Regions from separate parts of the Homo sapiens genome. Here region 2 is linked to region 1. A link is a loop called in an ENCODE intact Hi-C map of the cell type or tissue named here. Cell type or tissue: PC-3. All regions are shown on one strand. Each heading gives the region's core, and the rest is flanking DNA. Links, peaks and the distances in the headings are about the cores only.

Region 1 (4,399 bases), core at 254-4,253:
GAAGGGTTGGCACTGCTTCAAATGTGAAATTTCATGCCACAGTGTGACCCTTTGCTCCCTTACACGTTGAGTTACATGTTTAATAACTCAGTAGTGGAGATTTCCAAACACTGTGGAGATACTAGAGGCCGCCCCTGATTCCTAAATGGTGGGACTCACAGGATGCTCCAATGGCATGGGTCTGAGATTTAAGGAAACCTAAGCCTATTGCAAAACACAATTGCTCTCGGAGGGTGAGGCTCAGAAGATAAGGAGGTGAGAGAGTGGAGACCAGGAAGCCACTGCCGCCTGGCTGGGACTCATTCAGAACTACAAAGCATTCTGGGGAACCATCGTGTATCTTTCAGATCTGACCCAAACTTCATAGGTAGCACTTGACCTTGACTGCATCTCCAGTACCCAGCACAGTGCCCAATAGGGAATGGCCACTCTGTAACTATTCACCATCATCATCACACCACCATTAACGTCTAAATAATACTTTACAGGCCTCATCGCCCATACCCCAAGCAACATCTGTAGTGGCAGCTCCATGATTTCTGTATGGAATAGGCTTAGGGACAGTGATATATACCTAGCCAGTACTCATCTTTTTCTTCCATCTATTCACTTGGTGGGGCCCTGGAGGGACAGTGGAGATGAGGCAGGACCAGACTTCCCCTTCTCCACAAATAACTGATGCTGCCACTGCCACTGATGATCTCATTTCTTCCTCACAACTACCCTGAAAAAGAGTTACAAGTCACCCTCGTAGACAATACAACTATATGCAGAGACTTAAGTGACCTGCTCAAGGTCATATGACTGGAAGGGGCTTAATTACTCGGGTACAAATGGTCTAAATCCAAAGAGTAATCCCAAAGTAAATTCGATCTCCCGGAAAGCTGAATTAAGGCCCCAAATTCACCAAGTCTGTTTCCTAAACAGATGCATAGATCTGAAAAAGCCACCAAATTTTAACTTTCCTCTTCTACTCTAGCTAAAAAAAACATGCTGCTGCCCTACGTAAGAAACATACATTTAGCCACAGGTGTCACAGACCTCCAGGTTCACTATTTGAAATACATATTTAAAAGCAAAATATTCTCTTTCTTACACACACACACACCCTCCACAAGCCTAGGATGGTAAAGATGGGGATCATTTAAATTCTGTTACCCTATCCCTAAAATGAGAAAATTGGAATACAGCAGTGGTTCTTGAGGTTTAACATGCATGCAAATCACCTGAGCATCTTGTGAAAATGAAGATTTGGAATCATCAGGTTTGCAATGGACCCCAAGATTCTATACTGCTAACCACCTCCCAGGTGGCACTGATGCTGCTGGTTCTTGGATTATAATTTGAGCATTAAGTACCTTAAGGCCCCTTCCCACTCTACGTTTCTTACCATCTCTGTCAATGGCACACTTAGCTGCCTGCTACCTAGGCCATCATGTCTTCCCTGCCACCTTGTGTGGCCCTGTACACCAATCAAAGAAGTTATGCCCCACCCTATCCCTTTCCTCCACTCACCCAAATCCATGCCAGGTCAAGCCGGGGGGGATCCAGACTCATGAAGTATTCCCTAACTAATTGTCTCCCTCAATGATCTTTTTCTTCTTTTTTGCCTAAGGTGTACTGATGAATCTAATTAGATTATATGATAATAACACCGTGTCCTTTATTATTTTTTCCCCAGGAATACTTTCAAGTGATCGACTCCTTTTCAGCTTTCAGTTCTCAGTGGAATGACACTTCTTGGAGAAGCCTTCCCTGAATTCCCAATCTAAATTGTTCTCTCTTGCTGCCCGTGTGACCAGTCACAGCAACCTCTTTTAATTTCTTCGTACCGCTCACCAAGATTTGAAATTTTCTCACTTGTTTATTTACTTGTTTTTTATCTCAAACTCCCACCACTGAGAGTGACTGTGTTTGCACAGATCACCACTACTTTATCCCTACTGCCTAGAACGATAACGATAACACAATAGACACTCAGTAAATATTTGTTGAGTGAATGATGCAAGAATCATAGGGTGGGGTACACAGAGGTGCTTAAGAAAATCCTTACTGGATGAATCAGAGCTCTGCCACCCAAGTAGCAATCCAGGAATTGCTACTTGGAATTCTTGGGTTTCTTTCTTTACGTTTGAAAACTAGTTCTTTATCTGTGTGTATCCTTTTTCCTGCGGTGTATACACAGCAGCTCATATCACAATTAATTTTGAAAGCAGATCAGACATGTGAGCAATTAGCTCTCAGTAGGACAAGTCATCTCTCCATGCGCTTGTAGATTATACAAAATGATATGAATGACATTAGTGTGGACATTTAGGATATGTTTTGGGAACACAGGGCACATTCAGCTGTGGGTCTCATCTTGGCTGCTCCATTGATGGAGCCCTCCCTGCAAAGTTTTTTCCAGGCTCAGCTTTGATCTGCTTTCAGGCCTGCCAACAAACTCTAGTTTCTCATCTCAGACCTCAATTATTTCGTAAGAATCGCACAGAATCCAGCTTTGATGGTGTACATGAAAAATGGTAGAAAATTCAGGCTATTGGGGAAAACTGAATGTATAAAAATGAACCCCACTTATTAGAGACACCACCCCTGATAGGTCTGTCACTGAGAAAGACAAATGAATGGGGCTGAAGACAGAGATAGAAGCTGTCATTGCTACATGCTATTGACCTGGAACGGAGGCAGCAGAATCTGCCTGATGTGTTCTAAGGAAGGCTCTTTAGATCTTGCACCATTTCTTTTTTCCACTGTTTCTGTGGTGGAAGTGTTTGGGCTTGAACTTCTTTGATTCCTCTCAGAAATACAAGAAATGAGCTTGATCTTGATCTTGACACTAGCATGAGTTTATCCTTGGTTTCAAAGCTGAAGTTCTTGAAAGTGAGTTGAGCTCTATCTCTTCAGAAGTTCATTTGTGGGACCCTGGGGACTGCATGCAGGAGCAACTGCCTGTCCCTCTAGCATGGCAGTGTTCCATAGGAAAGGGCTAGAAACACAAACCATGCAACCTCTAACTATGAGAAACCCCAAGGCTAAGCCCAGCCCAGCTTGGAAACACTATCCTCAGGCTTTGAAGTTCTGTTGTTCCATCCAGGCTTTGCTTGTTTTTTTTTTTTCTGCTTATTCTCTTCTAAAATAAATTTAATGTTGCATTTCATGTTTTCTGTCTTATCGGGCTCTTTTGTCCTTTGCATGTTCCATGAGAAAATTGAGAGGCTATCAGGTACACTGTGGTGGGGCTGCAAATAACATATAGGATGCCTAGTTAAATCCGAATTTTAGGTAAACAACAAAGAGTTTTTTAGTGGAAGTATATCCCACGCAATAGTTTTATTTGCTAAATCTAGTGACTCTAGTTGTATGCTTATTGTTTTATTTTGTCATGCTTTTTTGTCATTTTGTTTTTTATTGGCAGAGGTATGAAAAGGGTAAGGAAGGAATGAAGAGAAGGAGTTATTTTGTATCCTGTTTTTGATCTGGGGTTGACCGTTTCTGTCTTCTTATATAGAGATGTCATACCAAGGTTTGAAGGTCCTTTCTATGAAATCTTCCAACTTCTGGTCTGAAGAATGTCTCTTGGTTGTGTTTTTGCAAATTTCTAATTTGACTACAGTGTGTCATGAGTTTGAAATCTGAGTTATTGAGCAAATTGAAATTAAAGGGTCCCGGTTAATTGCAAAATGAGCAAAGTTGCAATGGAGAAAAGTGTTTTCATTCTCATATGGAGCAAGCTTTCTGGAGTGGCATTGGACCTATGTCATCTGGGTAGGGGTAGTTCAATCACAGCAGCTGATCCTGTAAGCCTACTTCAGAGATAATAAGTACAGATACAGTTCCATGTGGATCCCAGAAAATATGAATGGAACAGGAGAGTGAGGGTATCAAGCTGGGAGATGTTAGGACCAATAAGGTGATAGCTAAGTTTAATGAGTGCTTACTACGTGCTAAGCATTAGCCTACACTGACTACACTCTTTTAATCTTTACTACAATGCTATGAATAAGGTATCAGTGTCATTATCCCCATTACAGATGGGGAAATTGAGGCAGACAAGATTAAGTAATTTAGTTAGTGGAGGAGATAAACTGGCTCCAGAACTCACAACACTAAACTACTTATTTCTGCAGCCTGCACTATCTGTGAGAGAAAGGTGTGTGCAGAGGCAGGAGGTGCTGAGCTGTTGGTATAAGCAGACTTCCCTTCTCTGGCACACTCCTGGAGACCAAGAAGGTCCTGTGTGTGCCCATGACGCTGTCTTCCCCTACGCAGCCCTGGGAGCACAGGCAGGCGAGTCAAGCACACCAGGCTAGGTTGGTGAAATGATCCAGGAAGTAAATGAGTTGTGAATAAATTATGAGACTGAATAAATTATATAAGGATTTTTTTTTAAGATAGAGCA
Region 2 (4,399 bases), core at 184-4,183, 450 kb before region 1:
GTGGTGTTGACTTCCTTTTCATATGCCCATTTGCCATTTGTATGTCTTCTTTTGAGAAATGTCTATTTAAATCTTTTATGCATTTTTAAATTGGATTATTAGATTTTTTCTTATTGAGTTGCTTGAGCTCCTTATTTATTCTGGTTATTAGTTCCTTGTCAGCTGGGAAGTTTGCAAATATTCTCTCCCATTCTGTGGGTTGTCTCTTCACTTTGTTGTTTGTTTCCTTTGCTCTGTAGAAGCTTTTTAACTTGATGTGATCCCATTTGTCCATTTTGCTTTGGTTGCCTGTGCTTGTGGGATATTAGTCAAGACATTTTTGCCCAGACCAATGTAGAGAGTTTCGCTGATGTTTTCTCATAGTAGTTTCATAGTTTTAGGCCTTAGATTTAAATCTTTAATTTGTTTTCATGTGATTTTTGTATGTGGTGACAGATAGGGGTCTAGTTTCATTCTTCTGCATATGGATATCCACTTTTCCCAACACCATTTATTGAAGAGACTGTCTTTTCCCCAGTGTGTGTTCTTGGGACCTTTGTTGAAAACAAGTTCACTGTAGGTATGTGGATTTGTTTCTGGGTTCTGTATTCTACTCCATTGGTCTATGTGTCTTTTTCAGAGCCAGTCCCTTGCTATTTTGGTTACTGTAGCTCTGTAGTATAATTTGCAGTCAGGTAACATGATTCCTTCAGGTTTGTTCTTTTTGTTTAGGTTGTCTTTGTCTATTCTGGGTCTTTTGTGCTTCCATATAAATTTTAGGATTCTTTTTTCTATTTCTGTGAATAATGTCAGTGGTATTTTTGAAAGAGATTGCATTGCATCTGTAGATTGCTTTGGGTAGTATGGACATTTTAACAATATTGATTTTTCCAGTAAAAAAATGGAATATCTTTCCATTTTTTGGTATCCTCTTCAATTTCTTTCATCAGTGTTTTATAATTTTCATTATAGAGATCTTTCACTTCTTTGGTTAATTCCTAGGTATTTAATTTTATTTCTACCTATTGTAAAAGGGATTTTAAAAAAATTCTCTTTCAGATTGTTCACTGTTGGCATATAGAAATGCTACTGATTTTTGTAGGTTGATTTAGTATCCTGCAACTTTACTCAATTTATCATTTCTAATAGATTTTTTTGTGGAGTCTTTAGGTTTTTCCAAATATAAGATCATATCTCCAAACAAAGATAGTAAAAATCTTTTAAGAAACTTGCTGAGTGTGTTCCTGACAGAATTCATTTTAAAAACATATCACTGATATTTTTATTTAATTACATCTGCTTAACCAGTGTCCACAGAATTCTTGCCTTATCATGCATAAATTCAAAATTCTGTAGTAAGGATGCTTATTGAAATTGATGAGTAGAATATTATATAAGTGATGAGCAGCAAATAAGCATTTTTTTTTTTTTTTGCTTTCATCATGGTCTCTTGAAAGTTTTGGTTTTAGAGCTACCTCATGAACTGTATGAACTGTGAGTTGCGTTGATTTGTATCATACTGTGAGTGTGTCAATGGCAGAAAGCCATTATATTTTCCACCATAGTTTTTCAAGTGTGTATTTAATAGAGACAAAATATGTGGAAAGCTTATGAAACAGAATGTGCCTTTTTAAAGAAACACTGCACTAGGTTGCATTTACTTGTGGTAAGTTATAATTTACATATGTTTAGTTTAATTTATTGAAAAACTATAATTTTGTTCATTTAGTTTATTTTAAAAGGTTACGGGAGGTATTTGTCTTTTAAAATAAGAATTTATATAAACTGTATGATATTTATTCTTTCAAATGGTTTGAAGAACAATTTAGGATAAAAATAGAAGGAAAATATTTTTGACCATTTAAAGTTCCTGAAAAATGTCTCTTTTCAGTTTCTTCCACTTTTGAGGCTACCAACTAGATTTCCTTTTTTTTTCTTTAAGGTTCTCAGCACATAGGAAAGACAGCTAAGAAATAGATAAATTGTATGGTCATGATATAGCATCCCTTTGCATTTTCCTGGCAGAAACAAGGTCACTGTCTGTATCCTACCTTCAGGGTAGTGTGGTTGCAAGATTTTCTGGCCTCTGCCTTGGAGAAGGCAGGACTCATAATGTGGGGAATGATCTAGATGTTAAGTACCTGGCAGTGACAAATAGTCACAATAAAGTTCATAGTAATCTCATCAACCACTTTTTATTTTTCCTCTAGATCAGAAGATAGAGCATGTGATATGGAAGTTTTCTTAGCTACCATGAGAATATTTACCATCTCCTTTTATCATAATAGGCTCTCAATAAATTTTGAATGACTAAAGGTAAATATTTATAATTTATTGAGAGCCTTCTGTGGAATGGACTGTTCTAAGTGAATGCATTAATTTATAGATCTAAACTCAGCCAAAAGATTCAGCTCATAAAGATGAGGAGATTGGGTTTGTAGAAGAGGAGGTAATTACTTTGAGGTGAAATGATCATGATGTGTTGGGATCTTTGGTTGTGTCTTTTAAGTGGCTAGGTGCTCCAGATTTTAAAAGATTTGGCAGAGAATGCTGAGAGTGACCACATTTTGAGTAATTACTAGCAGTGAGAAGGGAGAGAAGCAAAAAAATTTAAACCCACCTGTCTTTCCTTCTTGGCAGGGGGAAATTCACTTATAGTAGCAGCTATTAGTATAATACCCAGAAAATAATATAAGCACAATAAACTTTTTATAAAGAAATCAACTTTTGACTTGAGTGGTGGCTCATGCCTGTCATCCCAGCACTTTGTGGGGCTGAGGCAGGAGGATTGCTTGAGGCCAGGAGTTTGAGACCAGCATGGGCAACATATTGAGACCCTGTCTCTTAAAAAAATCAACATTTAGGCTGGGCGCGGTTGCTCACGCCTGTAATCCCAGCACTTTGGGAGGCTGAGGCGGGCGGATCACGAGGTCAGGAGATTGAGACCATCCTGGCTAACATGGTGAAACCCCGTCTCTACTAAAAATACAAAAAATTAGCCGGGGGTGGTGGCAGGCGCCTGTGGTCCCAGCTACTCGGGAGGCTGAGGCAGGAGAATGGCGTGAACCCGGGAGGCGGAGCTTGCAGTGAGCCGAGATCACGCCACTGCACTCCAGCCTGGGCGACAGAGCGAGACTCCATCTCAAAAAAAAAAATAAAAAATCCACATTTAAAAATTGCGGTATAATATACATAATACAAAATTTACTTAACCATTTTCAGTGATCACTCAGTGGCATTAAGCACATTCACATTGTTGTGCAGCCACCACTACCATCCACCTCCAGAACTTTTTTGTCATCCCAAACTGCAATTCTGTATTCAGTAAACAATCAATCCCCATTGCCTTCTCCCCCAGACCCTGGTAGCTACCATTCTACTTTCCGTCTTTATGAATTTGACAATTCTAGGTACCTCATATAAGTGGAATAATACAATATTTGTTCTTTAGTATCTGGCTTATTTTGCTTAGCATAATGTTTTCAAGATTCATTTATGTTGTAGTATGCGCTTTTTTCGAGATGGAGTCTCGCTGCATCTCCCAGGCTGGAGTGCAGTGGCGTGATTTTGGCTCACTGCAACCTCCGCCTCCCTCGTTCAAGTGATTCTTCTGCCTCAGCCTCTTGAGTAGCTGGGATTACAGGTGCGTGCCACCACACTTGGCTAATTTTTAAAAATATTTTTAGGAGAGATGGGGTTTCACCATGTTGGCTAGGCTGGTCTTGAACTCCTGACCTCAGGTGATCTGTCCGCTTTAGCCTCCCAAAGTGCTGGGATTTCAGGCATGAGCCACTGTGCCTGGCCTAGAATTTCATTTTTTAAGGCTGAATAATATTCCATTGTATGTTTATACTACATTTTCTTTATCGATTCATCCATAATGGACATGTAGGTTGTTTCTACTCTTTGGCTATTGTGAATAATGTTGCCATTTACATTGGTGCACTAATTTCTGTTTGGGTCCCTGCTTTCACTTCTTTTCAGTTTATACCTAGAAGTGAAATTGCTATGTCATATGGTAACTCTATGCTTTATTATTTTAGGAACCACCATACCGTTTTCTATAGTGGCTGTACCATTTTACATTCCCACTTGCAATGCACAGGGTATTCACTTCTCCACATCTTTATCAACACTTTTTGTTTTCCGTTTTTTTTTTTCTTTTTTATATTAGCCATCCTATGTGTAAAGTGGTATCTCATTGTGGTTTTGATTTGTATTTTTTCATGATTATTGGCTATTAGAATATCCTCTTTGGAGAAATGTCTGTTCAAGTTCTTTGCCCATTTTTCAACTGAGTCATTTGTATTTTGTTGTTGAGATTATGAGTTCTTTATATATTCTGGATATTAATCCCTTATGAGATACATGATTTGCAAATATTTTCTCCCATTCGGTGGATTGCCTTCCACTCTCTTGG

Evidence for each region. Peaks named below come from ENCODE experiments on the same cell type or tissue, not always from the same donor. Only the 100,000 strongest peaks of a DNase experiment are listed, where the experiment ranks them.
Region 2: it touches region 1 in a loop (4-fold over the local background); 1 of 110 quality-filtered maps calls a loop at or near these places.

The regions. Positions count from the first base shown.
Region 1 is chr18:5,898,069-5,902,467 of GRCh38, reverse strand. All of the region lies in intron 9 of MIR3976HG (MIR3976 host gene), which reads right to left. All of the region lies in intron 1 of LOC121725015 (a long non-coding RNA gene), which reads right to left. Among named protein-coding and RNA genes, the nearest start is that of TMEM200C, 4.7 kb to the right of the region's middle. RefSeq lists an enhancer at 1,275-2,474. In PC-3, for the core only: no CTCF peak of the experiment used is centred there; a DNase peak (open chromatin) is centred at 2,017; H3K4me3 peaks cover 965 bases; H3K27ac peaks cover 1,217 bases.
Region 2 is chr18:6,350,294-6,354,692 of GRCh38, reverse strand. All of the region lies in intron 1 of L3MBTL4 (L3MBTL histone methyl-lysine binding protein 4), which reads left to right. Among named protein-coding and RNA genes, the nearest start is that of MIR4317, 22 kb to the left of the region's middle. In PC-3, for the core only: no CTCF peak of the experiment used is centred there; no DNase peak of the experiment used is centred there; H3K27ac peaks cover 733 bases.